2 separate regions of the Homo sapiens genome follow, and region 1 is linked to region 2. A link is an interaction called in ENCODE POLR2A ChIA-PET data of the cell type or tissue named here. Cell type or tissue: Panc1. All regions are shown on one strand. Each heading gives the region's core, and the rest is flanking DNA. Links, peaks and the distances in the headings are about the cores only.

Region 1 (5,000 bases), core at 1-5,000, 180 kb after region 2:
AGCATTAGCCTCAATTTAACAGATGTGTCAGGCCGGGTGCAGTGACACATGCCTGTAAATCCCAGCACTTTGGGAGGATGAGGAGGAAGGATCGCTTGAGCCCAGGAGTTTGAGACCAGTCTGGGCAACATAGGGAGACCCCCATCTCTACAAAAAATTAAGATATTAGCCAGGCATGGTGGCACATGCTTGTGGTCCCAGCTTCTTGGGAGGCTGAGGCTGCAGTGAGCGGTGATTATGCCACTGCACTCCAGCCAGGGAGACAGACTGAGACCCTGTCTCAAAACAAAACAAAAGAAAACAAACAAACAAAAAAACAGATAAATCAATTAAGGCTCAGAAGGGTTCAGCAACTGGCCAGGATGACACAGTAAATGCCAGAGGTGAGACCAGCGCCCACACTCCTCCTAACCTTAGCTGCCTCCCAACATGTGCGTACAACCACATGCAGCACATGTGTAACAGTGAACTGGGCTGAACACAGTGGCTCACGCCTGTAATCCCAGCACTTGGGAGGCCGAGGCGGGTGGATCACCTGAGGTCAGGAGTTCGAGACCAGCCTGGCCAACATGGTGAAACCCCATCTCTACTAAAAATACAAAAAATAGTGGGGTGTGGTGGCACATGCCTGTAATCCCAGCTACTCGGGAGGCTGAGGCAGGAGAATTGCTTGAATCTGGGAGGCAGAGATTGCAGTGAACCAAGATTGTGCCACTGCACTCCAGCCTGGGCTACAGAGCGAGACTCCACCTCAGAAAAAAAAAAAAAAAAGAGTGAATTGGCCCTGAATTCAGATGAGGGGCTCACACGGGACTTGTTGCCAGACAAGCCGAGAGTATTTGCCAGAGCGGCCATGTGGAGGTCATGGCCAGGTACTGTCTGCTGCTTCCCTGGGCAGGGCTGGTCAGACAGCATCAGGACCAGCCCCTCCCAGGACTCAGCCTGGCTTGTCCCCGACCCCAGGCACTGGACAAGATGGAGAAGGAGTGGTCGACCATCCTGTTCAATGTACTGCCCTACAAGGCGACAGACACCTACATCCTGAAGAGCCCGGACGAGGCCTCACAGCTGCTGGACGACCACATCGTCATGACCCAGAATATGTCATTTTCACCCTACAAGAAGCCCTTTGAGCAGCGCATCAACTCCTGGGAGAACAAACTGAAGCTGACCCAGGTCGGCCCTCCCCCCAGTCCTTCCCTCATCGCTCCCCCACTTCAGAGAGCCCGACCCACAGGTGTCACTGATGGTCTCCGGGTGGGGTTCAAAGCATCGCAGTGCCTTGCCCTCATTCACACAGCCCCTGGCTCTCTGGCAGGCCCCGCCCTACTGCATTCAGAGGAGGGCAACTAGGATGGGCTCTCCATCCATGAGGTTCAGCTACTGGATGAGGCAGATAAGGGTGCGTAGGGGCAGCATTTGGGTCCCAAAATGTGGTTGAGGATAGGCCTGAGAACTGCCAGGCGGCCTCCCCAGGGCTGCCTGAGCTTGGGACAACCAGGTCCTCCAGTACTGACACTTTCTGGGCCGGATGTCCCAAGGTCCCAGAGCACCTCAGTGCCCTTTCCCACTCTGTCCTGAGCTTCTGTTCTCATCTCATTTGGAGCTACCTTGGTTGAGGGGACTGGGCCACCAGGGACTGCACTTGTCTTGGGCTCTCAAGGCTAGAGGCAAGGGCTGCCCACAGAGCCCTGGAGGGCAGTCCCGGGGCCAGCCTGCAGGTGTGATATCCCCTTCCCCGGGCCTCCCTGATAGCTGCTCAGAGACCTCCGGCGAAGGCCAGAAGCAGGTGGGGAGGGCTCATCTGTGTGCCTGGACCACCCAGAGATGCCTGAGCTGGTCAGCACTATCCCCAGTCCCCCTCTGCTCACGCTGTCCACTCGACCTGGAGTTTGACACCCGCCTTCCATCTCCTCCAAGGCCCAGCAACAAGCAGCCTTGCCGACTCTCCCTCACCATCCTTCAAGGGGTTCCCACCGAGGCCATTGTCGGTGCCTCTTTCAGAGTCCACTACACATGCCGGGCCCATGATTCAGGGGCAGAACTGGCCCCTTAGTGGGCTGTGGGCCCCTCGAGGGAAGGGACCAGGCCGCATTCCCCTGTTTCCCCTAGTGCCTCCCAGGGCCTGGCACAGTCCTGACACTGCTGACTGTGACCCCCATCCCATGAGGAAGAAATGGATGAGTGCGTGAGTTTGCGCTGATGGGAGAAGACAAGAGATACATCCTGAATGGGGAATTTGGAGGCAGAAGGGGGAAATGGCTCATTTTGAAGATGTCTCACCCTTGGACTCATGTTTCAGAGAGTATTTTAGGACTCTCACACTCAAGACCCATTGAATCTCAGAGAATCCTGGGGTCATGGACCCAGAAGTCCTTCCAGGAAGGAGGCTGGTTTGTCTCCCAGGCACCGAGTGTTTCCTGTCACTGCAGGCTTTGCTGGCGTGGGTGTGTTCCTCCCTTTGGAAGAGCAGCTCCCCCGGCTCCTTTGGAGGCTTGGGCGTCCTGTGGGGATGTGGGACTTCTCTGGAGGGCAGGCATCCCTGTATCCTCTTTGTTCCCTGGAGTATCACAGATGACAGCACCATCTAGAAATCTCCCTGTAGACACTGGCTTTGGTGTCCAGTGCTCTGCCCAACATGCTGGTGGGGTGAAATGTCCCAGTCATTGGGACAAACCCCAGCTTGGACCCTGACAGTCCATATCACACCCCTCCCTGCCCCTCCCCTCCCCAGGAGGTTCTGGAGGAGTGGCTGAACTGTCAGCGGTCCTGGCTCTACCTGGAGCCCATCTTTAGCTCTGAGGACATCAACCAGCAGCTGCCTGTGGAGAGCAAGCGCTACCAGACCATGGAGCGGATCTGGAAGAAGATCATGAAGAATGCCTACGAGAACCGGGAGGCAAGCTCAATGAGGGTGGGAGGGGCAGCTGGGATCCCCAAGGGCCCTGGTCACATTGCTGGTAGCCTCCTAGTCTCTTCCCTCCCTACACAGAAAAGGCTGGTGGACAAGCCTGAGGATTTGATCTTGAACCATGTCCTCCAGAGTGGGCTCCCCAGCCTCAGAGTTGCTCCTTAGAGGCACAGTCACTGACGGTTTTTCTCTTGGAGATCCACAGCCCATATTAACGTTTTTTTTTTGTTTGTCTGTTTTTTTTTTTTTGTTTTTTTTTTTGAAACAGAGTTTTGCTCTTGTTGCCCAGGCTGGAGTGCCATGGTGCAATCTCGGCTCACTGCAACCTTCACCTCCCTGGTTCACCTCCCGGAGGCTGAGACAGGGTAATCCTGTCTTAGCCTACCAAGTAGCTGGGATTACAGGCATGCGCCACCACGCGTGGCTGATTTTCTTTTGTATTTAGTGGAGCCGGGATTTCACCATGTTGGTCAGGCTGGTCTCAAACTCCTGACCTCAGGTGATCTACCTGCCTCAGCCTCCCAAAGTGCTGAGATTACAGACGTGAGCCACCATGCCCGGCCCATATTAGCATTTTAGAAGCTCTGACAAGTCCTGCAGCAAAGCAAACTCTTTAGCTTTGTTTAACTCTAACTTGTTTGACCGTAGAATTTTTTCTGTGGGGCTGATGGTTGCAGCCACTGGCTCAGGGAGAATTTTTCTGCATCTTCTTTCCCAGGCCCCGCTGAGGGGCTCTGGCTGGTGTGGGTGCTCTGGGATGAGCCTATCTTGCTACCTGGACCATGCTCACTGCCCATTTCTGTGCATGGCCCGGGCCCTGCAGGTGATCAATGTGTGTTCCGACCTGAGAATGCTGGACAGCCTGCGGGACTGCAACAAGATTCTGGACCTGGTGCAGAAGGGCCTCAGCGAGTATCTGGAGACCAAGAGGAGCGCCTTCCCCAGGTGGGCGCCACCTGGCCATGCCCACTCCGCCACTGTCTGCCCACAAGGCTGAGGTGTCCAGGGCCCTGCTCAGGCTAGGGTGCGGGGATGTCAGCAGGACTGGGGCAGCTGGGGCCCAGGGAGCCTGCACGACCCGCTTCCTCACCCCTGTTCCCCTGGCAGATTCTACTTCCTGTCAGATGATGAACTACTAGAGATCTTGTCGCAGACAAAGGACCCCACGGCCGTGCAGCCACACCTGCGCAAGTGCTTCGAGAACATCGCTCGGGTGGGCAGCTGGGCCCGGGGCTCAGGGCTGGGAGCATGGGGCATCTTCCCAGGGAGAACGTCCCTCCCTTTGTGATGAGCCCTTTTAGCAGGAAATGTGGCAAATGACATTCCTGGTCTTTGGAGACACACCTGGGGCCTGTGGGAGGAAGGTCAACTGCAGAATCCCCAGCTCAGGGCTGAGGGCCCTGGATTTCCAACTCACCAGGCGCTCCCTGTGCCCCCAGCACACTGCAAAACCCATGAGGCCAGAAGCCTGTGGCCTGCCTTGTCTTCCCTCATCTATGCAGGAGGCCGGGGACATGCAAGGCAGTCAGCCTCCTTCCCTAAAGCCTGCTTCATGCCGGGCCTGGGCTGGGGCCTGACCACTGCTGGGGAGAAGGCAGGCCATCCAGCCTGGGAAGGCCCAGCCAAGATAGACTCTCGGGGGGACGGGAAGGCAGGGCTTTCTTCTTGAGGTGGAGGGCACCGGGCAGGCTTAGCGCTGGGGCTGTGGTGGCCAGGGCATCTGGGCACACCAGGGTGACCCCACTCCTGCTCCTCCACTGCTTGCAGCTGCTATTCCAGGAGGACCTGGAGATCACGCACATGTACTCAGCCGAGGGGGAGGAGGTACAGTTGTGCTTCTCCATCTACCCCTCCAGCAACGTGGAGGACTGGCTGCGGGAGGTGGAGCGCAGCATGAAGGCCAGTGTGCACGACATCATTGAGAAGGCCATCAGGGCCTACCCCACGGTGAGCCGCCCGCAGCCCGTGCAGCCTTCCACCCCTGCACCCCTCTGCTCCCTCTCAGTGCCCCTCCTGCTCTAGCCGGCCTCGTCCTCAGGCTGCAGCCCTGAGGTCCCTGGGGGCTCAGGCGGGATTCTGGAGTCTTTCC
Region 2 (8,055 bases), core at 1,441-6,440:
GCGCAGTGGCTCATGCCTGTAATCCCAGCACTTTGGGAGGCTGAGGTGGGTGGATCACTTGGTCAGGAATTCAAGACCAGCCTGACCAACATGGTGAAACCCCATCTCTACTAAAAATACAAAAATTATCTGGGTGTGGTAGTGCATGCCTGTGGTCCCAGCTACTCGAGAGGCTGAGGCAGGAGAATTGCTGGAACCCCGGAGGCACAGGTTGCAGTATGCTGAGATCGCACCACTGCACTCTAGCCTGGGCAACAGAGTGAGACTCCATCTCAAAAAAAAAAAAAAAAGATTATAGTAGTTCAACATACAGAAGTTAAAAATAAGTCAGTTTTGTAACCTCACCTTTAGCTTTTGTTTGTTGGCTTTCTACTTAAAAATAATAATAACATTAATAATAATTTTAAGGAGTAATGAATGCTTGTTCATGTCCATTCATATCTGGCCTAAAACAATTAATTGGCTGTAAGACTTGTTGGTTCTAAGTCCCTTAGCCATAGGGAGTCCCACTGAGGGACAGGATGGACCCAGGGCAAGCAGCCATGCCACCCCAGCAATGCTATGGGAGAAAATTAAAATCTGGTGGCCATTAATGTTGCCTCTGGCAAATCTTGGCCAGAATGGGGAGAATGCAAACCAAAAATAAAATTTGGGCCGGGTGCAGTGGCTCATGCCTGTAATCCCAGCACTTTGGGAGGCCAAGGCGGGAGGATCACAAGGTCATGAGATCGAGACCATCCTGGCCAACATGGTGAAACCCCATCTCTATTAAAAATACAAAAATTAGCTGGGCATGGTGGCTCATGCCTGTAATCCCAGCTATTTGGGATGCTGAGGCAGGAGAATCGCTTGAACCAGTGAGCCGAGGTCACTCCACTGCACTCTAGCCTGGTGACAGACTGGCAAGACTCCGTCTCAAAAAAAAAAAAAAAAAGAATAAATAAATAAAATTTGACAACCATCAGATGTTGAAAACTTGAAACCATCTGAATGGACTTCCTTCTTGGCCAGGGCACTCTAAAATTTAACCTGAAAGACTGGTTCAGGCCATGATGGGAAGTTGGGGTTGCACATGCCTCACTATATCCCTCCAGCGTTAACATCAACACAGACCTTAAGTCTGATAGGAAACATTTACAATCTATTTTCTCTGAAACCTGCTATCCAGAGGCTTCATCTGCATGGTAAAAGCTTGATCTCCACAACCCCTTATCTTAACCAAGATATTCCTTTCTACTGATAATAACTCTTTCAACACATCACCAATCAGAATATGTTTAAATCTGGCCAGGCGCGGTGGCTGACACCTGTAATCCCAGCACTTTGGGAGGCCAAGACAGGCGGATCACATGAGGTCAGGAGTTCAATACTGGCCTGGCCAGCATGATGAAACCCTGTCTCTACTAAAAATACAAAAATTAGCTGGACGTGGTGGCACGCACCTGTAGTCCCAGCTATTCAGAAGGCCGAGGCACGAGAATCACCTGAATGCAGGAGGCGGGTATCACAGTGAGTCAAGATTGTGCCACTGCATTCCAACCTGGGCAACAGAGCAAGACTGTGTCTCTGAAAAAAAAAAAAAAAAATTGAATTTAGAGAAACTCTTCTGTAAATGGTTTTCAAACGTTAGATTTATTCAAAGTGAGAGTCACTAGAAGATTTTACTTACCCGTCTAATCTTTCCAGATCCTTCTGTCTTCCATCCCTATTCACCTGGGAGGAGGAGCTGAAGGTGCCCCACCCCCTTTTGCTCATTTCTTCGCCAAAAAATGCAAATTCTCTGACAACATGTAAACAGCCCAGGATCTGCTGCTAGTACAACCTGCATAAACCAAGTGCCTCTATTCCCTGACTGGGCAGGCCCCTACCCCAGTACTACCTCCATTCGATTGGACTCCAGTTCTGACTGAGGCCTCCATGTAGAGGCAGAGCTCAGTTTTGAAGGAGCCTCAATGTTGGGGGGACCTTCTTATTGAGGAAGCTGGAAGAGAGCTATTTTAGCTATCTTTTTCTTTTTTTATTTTTATTTTTAAATTTATTTTATCATTATTATTATTATTATTATTATTATTATTATTATTATTATTATTATTTGAGACAGAGTTTTACTCTTGTTGCCCAGGCTGGAGTGCATTGGTATGATCTCAGCTCACTGCACCCTCTGCCTCCCAGGTTCAAGCGATTCTCCTGCATCAGCCTCCCAAGTAGCTGGGATTATAGGCACCCACCACCACACCCGGCTAATTATGTATTTTTAGTAGAGATGAGGTTTCACCATGTTGGTCAGGCTGGTCTTGAACTCCTAACCTCAGGTAATCCATCTGCTTCAGCCTCCCAAAGTGCTGGTATTGCAGGCATAAGCCACCACGCCTGGCCATAGCTATCTTTTTCAAGTCCCCTTGTGGCAGGAAGGTGTCTATCCTGGTGCAGGCCCACAGGTGGACTCCCCTACAAGAGGCTGTCTTCACTCCCCAGCCTGCTGACCATGAGCCAAGGCCACCCAGGGTGGGGCAGAGAAAGAAGTGGGAAAGTCGGATATCCCATCCACCAACTTAGCCCAGCCAGCCCGAAACCAGAAAGCCCCATCAATGCTATCAGTTTCCCCTGCCTACGCCTGCTGGTGGCCTGGGTTTGAAACTCTGAGCAGGGCAGCTCAGGGCTTGTCCCAAGGTCAGGCAGGCCTGCGGATGAGCCCAGGCCCTGCCACCTTTGAACTGGTGATCTAGCAGGAGTCATACCACCTCTCCCCGCTGCAGTGTTCTCAGTTGTAAAATAATCGTAATAATATGCCTGCCATGATAGAGGAGGGGAGATTCCATGAGCTCTTCATTAGTGTCAGAGCTTGATGTTGAGCTGACACTTAATATGAACTATGTGACTTCATACTTCCCCTGCTCCGATGATCTGGCCCACACCTCTCTGCCTCTGCTTCCACTGCTCTGCCCTGCTCTCCCTGCTCCAACCACATTGAGCTTCTTGCTGTTCCTTGAATAAGAATGTGCCAGCCACTCTCTCATCTCAGGACTCTTGCACCGGCTGTTGTCCCAGTGTCCCCATGGCTCTATCTGTCACTTCCATCAGGACTTTGTTCAAACATCAGCTTCTCAGTATAGCCTTCTCTGACAACCCTACTTACAAATGTCTGCCCACTCCTTCCCTTTCCCTGCTTTATTTTCCTGTGGTGACTTAACACCATCTGATGCACTGGACCTGTTATCTTCTCCCCATGAGAATGTCCACTCCAGAGACAGATGTGACTGTGCCCCTGCACCCAGCAGAGGGCCCAGATAGAGTGGGGTGCAATAAACATTTGGTGAATAAATAAATGACTCATTCCAACATTGCTCATAGATTGCAATGGAATCTGTGATGCACAGGACTGGTTCTTGGCTGGAGAGAAGGCGAAGGGATTAAGGTAATGAAGGAAAGCTGCTCTATAGGAGATAAGCTTTGGAGCACAGTGAGGGGTGCAGATGGACAGGAGAGAAGAGAAAGGGTGGTTCGGGTGCAGGGCACAGACTAGGAAAAGGTCTGGTAACAGGACTGAACATGTGGTGTCTGGGGAGTGGGACAAAGCAGATGAGGACCAGGAGTAGGGCCAGACTGGAAGGGCACATGTAGGCAAGGTCCCTGGGGATCCGCCTCAAAGGGTCAGGAGGCACATGTCCCCTCCTAGGACTGAGATGAGCCAAAAGAGACCCCCCACAGATGGGGCTATTGCACTAGGCCCACCTGTTGTGGGAGTGACCCCACCTGTTGTGGGAGTGACCCCTGCAGAGTGCCCCTTTCCATGGAGTCCCATGGCAATTCTGGGCCTCAGTGGTACCCACTGTGGAACTAGTGTGCCCCTGTGGGTCAGCTTTCTCTAAAGGCAGGCCACACCCCAGAGTGAGGAGAGGTCTAATGGGATTATAGCCTTCAGCCTGGCCGAGCCCTGCTCCTCCATCCAATCGCAGGGGCTACTCTGGCAAAGCTCACACTGGTGGAGACAGGAAGTCCCCCTGCATAAGCATCCAGCTTGGACCTGTCCTCCCACATTGCAGGCAGTGGATGGCATGACTGGCGCTGCCATGCGATTCCTGGAGACAGTGATTCAATGGACCCATGGGTCCCTGGGACCAGTTTCCAAGCAGTGTGAGAACACATAGCTGGCCAGTAGCCACACTCACCCCATCCACTCAAGTCAGATAGGGAAGCCTCTGTGTGCTGAGTTCTTCTACCCACACCCAATGAGCATGACCCATGCCCCTCCTCCACTACTGCAGAATACCCCTTTGAGAGATGCCAGGCCTCTGTTTCACATCATCCAAGGAGAGGAGAAGGAGCTGGGGCAAAAGATCCCACAATATCGAAGGCCCCCACCTTGGCCTTGCACACATGGGCTGACAGCGAGGCGCAAACACTCCTATGAGGTCTGAACTCAACACTAAGAACCTTTCCAGTAGATCATGCAGACAGAGCTTCAGAGCAGCGGTTCTCAGCCCCAGCTGCTGTTCAGAACCCCTGCAGGTGGAGCTCAGACACTCGCATTTTATAAAAGCTCCCCAGGTGAGTCCAGTGGGTACCCAAGGCTGAGAACTGCTGCTTCTAGACCAGCATTGACCACAAGAGTTTTCTGGGAGGATGGAAATATTCTATCTATCTGGGTTATCCATAATGGTAGCCACTGGTCACATGTGATTACTGAACACTTGAAATGTGGCTAGTGTGAGTGAGGAACTGAATTTTAAATTTTATTGAATTTTAATTAATTCCTGTGCTATATGTGGCTAGTGGCTACTGTATGGCCAGTGCAGTTCTAGACTATAGACCGGCTCTGTGGCTGTGGGCAAGTCACTGAGCCTCTCAGACTTCAGTCTCCCAGTGAGGCCATGGGGGGGCATGAGGCCCAGTCCACAGTAGCTGTGGCAACCCTTTGTCCCTGTGCCCCACTGCCTAGCTGAGGGAGTTTTGGAGACAACCCAACCCCAGGGACCTGAGGCAAAACAGAAGGATGCAGGCCACAGAGCTGTCCTCAGAGCATTTGGGGAGAGAAGATGGGGCCAGATGCCCAAGAGGCCAGATCATGGGATTTCCCTCTTCCATTGAGCCCTGAATTGTGCTGTGAACCAGCCCAGAACAGTGCCAGAAAGAAAATAACTGACAACTTTCACCTACTGCAGAGTCACCCTATACCAAAGGCCACATGAGTCTTAACCACAACCCACAACAAGGAGCAGTGCATTTTACTGATGGAGAAACTGAGGCACAGAGTTAGTAAGTGAGAAGCCAGGATTAAAACCAAGCCTGTCTGTCTGCAAACCTGAACCATTAATCCTAATGCATCCATGAAGAAGGACTAAAAACTCTGAAATAGTTCAAGCCCCAGAGGAACTTAAGAGGGCCTCAAGATTTTCACCCCAACAGCAGAGATGGGGGCCAAAACTGTCCCAAAGTAGCCAAACCCATACCAGAAAATCCTTTATTGTCTCATATTTCATCTTTCATCTTTTTTTTGTGTGTGTGTGGCAAGGTCTCACTCTGTCACCCAGGCTGGAGTGCATTGGTGCGATCTTGGCTCACTGCAACCTCCGCATCCTGGGTTCAAGCAATTCTCCTGCCTCAGCCTCCCAAGTAGTAGGGATTACAGGTCCATGCCACTACACCTGCTAATTGTTTTTTTTTTGTTGTTGTTGTTGTTGTTGTTTTTGTATTTTTGGTAGAGACGGGGTTTCACCATGTTGGCCAGGCTGGTCTTGAACTAGTGATCCGCCAGCCTCGGCCTCCCAAAGTGCTGGGATTACAGGCGTGAGCCACCATGCCCGGCCTGTCTTGTAGTCCATCTTAAACAATAAGTAAGTTTAGCATCTATTTCATAGTGCAGCTGCGTCTTTTTTTTTTTTTTTAAGAGAAAAGGTCTCACTGTGTTGTCCAGGCTGGAGTACAGTGGCTATTCACAGGCGTGATCATAGCACACTACAGCCTCAAACTCCTGGGCTCAAGTGATCCTCCTGCCTCACCCTCCCAAGTTATCTGGGACTACAGGTATATGCCATTGCACCAGGCACAACAGCCTCTTTTTAATATCAAATTAATGTTTTAATGATGGACTAGTTAACTCCAAGTTAGGCTGATACTCAGGAACATGCACTATTTATGCTTTTATGGTTTCATGTCCTCCTCTCCATGAGTTTGAGAAGCAGGGTCACAGCTGGTCATTAAATGGGGCAAGCCAGTCAGGTCCAGGCCCATAGGGGGCTTTGAGCACAGGGTTTCCAGAATCTAGGGAAGAGCTGGTATAAATGCCCATTGCCAGGCCTGTCAGAGTCTGATTTGGTGGGTATGGGTGGGGCCAGGAGTCTGTATTTGTAACATGTCCCTTCAGTGAAAAAAACAGCTCTGCCTTGCCCTCAAGGAGCAAGGGGACTGTCACCTGGCTATGATGCCCTGGCCAGGGACACAAGACTAGACAAGTCCCAACTCTGACCCCAGCTTGCTGGAGCCCTTCTGGTTTCAATGAATGGATGTGGTTAGGGGCCTCCCTGGAGGAAGCGCCTGGAGGCCTCCTTCGCCTCCCCTTCCTCATCATGGCACACTGGCCTCCTCACTGCCCTCCCACAAGCCAAGCTCAGGCCCTCCTCAGGGCCTTTGCACAGCTATTCCCTCTGCTTGGGCTGCTCATCCGCCGTGTCATCATTCTGCTGGCTCATGATATTTCAGGCCTCAGCCTGAACGTCACCTCAGAGTCGCATCCTCTGACCCCGCCCCAGCACCCTCTCATGCCTCTCTGCTCCTCACTCCTGACATGTTGTGAGTTTATCATTCATTTCCCCTATGACTATGAGCTCCCTGAAAGCAGGGACCACACCCTGCTGGTCACCGGTGAATGTGGAACACTTGGCCCTGGCCTGGCACGAAGAAAGATCACTCAGATTTGTCTGATGAATCAATCCCCAAAACCAGTGAGCCTGAGTGCACCAGGGAATCCCTCCCACCATCTCCAGCGATGCTTCCACTCAGGGACTTTCTGTAGGGTGAAGAACAGGGGATTCAATTCCACAAGTGTTCGGGGAATGCCAGCTGTGTGCCGGGGCCTGTGGTGGGGTCACCAGGCTCTAATGGAGTGGCAGGTGTATACCAGCCCCTGAGCCTGCCTCAGCGGGAGAAGCAGGTGACTAGCACCAGAGTCCTTGCTCCAAGGAAGCCAGAGAGGAAAAGGACCACCAAGCAGGTTGAGCTCAGGGAGTGTCCTCACGGGGGTTCAAGCCCAGCACCAGGGGTGCCCCTCGGGTGGCAGGATCAGGGGTTTCTGAGAAGAGGAGGAGAAAGCATTTGGTGTGTTGAGGGGGTATTGAAAGACAAGCAGGTATTCCACAGTGACGTGGGTGCCCCAGACCGTGGAAGGGCAAGTGTGGGACAGAAGAGATGCACAGCTTTTTGGGGCTGAGACAGGCAGTAGCAGGCCCGTCTGGTGCAGACTCACTTCCGCTGCCTCCTGCCCATCAGCTCCCTTACCTCTCAGGGACTGTCCTGCTCCCCACAACCCAGCTCAGCTGCAAGGAAACGAGGGGGTCATTCAGGTGACAAAGGCCCCCTCTGATGAGTCATCCTTGGGTCTCAGGTAAGCCTAACCCCCACAAGTCACTCACACACTCAGTGCCAGAGCAGCCACCCTGTGCAGGGGCGAGACTGATCCCCAGAGAGGAGGGGCCTTGTCTTCTGGTCCTGGACGAGCACAAAATGGACTCGGACAGATGTGGGGTGATTGTACTTGTCAGCCTCCCTGGGGATCACTGTGTGCTCCCTCACGCAAAGCCCCTCTATGGTTCCCCATGCTCCTGGGATGAGGTCAGACTCTCCATTGCCTGCCTGCCCCACCACCTCTTCAGCCTCGCCTTGCACCCCGCCCCACCAGGATCACCCCATGGGCCAGACCTTTCCAGCCCATTACCTGCTCTAAGCTGTTCCCTCTACCTGGGAGGCTCCTGTGTCTGGGATCTTTTTGAAAAATCCTGCCCCCAACGTTGGTTCAGATATCCTGACCTCCCATATGCTGCCTCTCCTCTGGATCCCACA

Evidence for each region. ChIA-PET counts read pairs that join two places held together with the same protein. Peaks named below come from ENCODE experiments on the same cell type or tissue, not always from the same donor. Only the 100,000 strongest peaks of a DNase experiment are listed, where the experiment ranks them.
Region 1: POLR2A ChIA-PET joins it to region 2 with 8 read pairs; 2 of 35 experiments call an interaction of 5 or more read pairs at or near these places.

What each region holds. Positions count from the first base shown.
Region 1 is chr3:52,353,880-52,358,879 of GRCh38, forward strand. DNAH1 (dynein axonemal heavy chain 1) reads left to right here. Exons shown (of 78, transcript NM_015512.5): 21 at 964-1,176; 22 at 2,735-2,899; 23 at 3,735-3,856; 24 at 4,019-4,124; 25 at 4,679-4,858. Among named protein-coding and RNA genes, the nearest start is that of DNAH1, 40 kb to the left of the region's middle. In Panc1, for the core only: no CTCF peak of the experiment used is centred there; no DNase peak of the experiment used is centred there.
Region 2 is chr3:52,168,376-52,176,430 of GRCh38, forward strand. No RefSeq gene overlaps it. Among named protein-coding and RNA genes, the nearest start is that of POC1A, 18 kb to the left of the region's middle. In Panc1, for the core only: no CTCF peak of the experiment used is centred there; a DNase peak (open chromatin) is centred at 3,346; H3K27ac peaks cover 267 bases.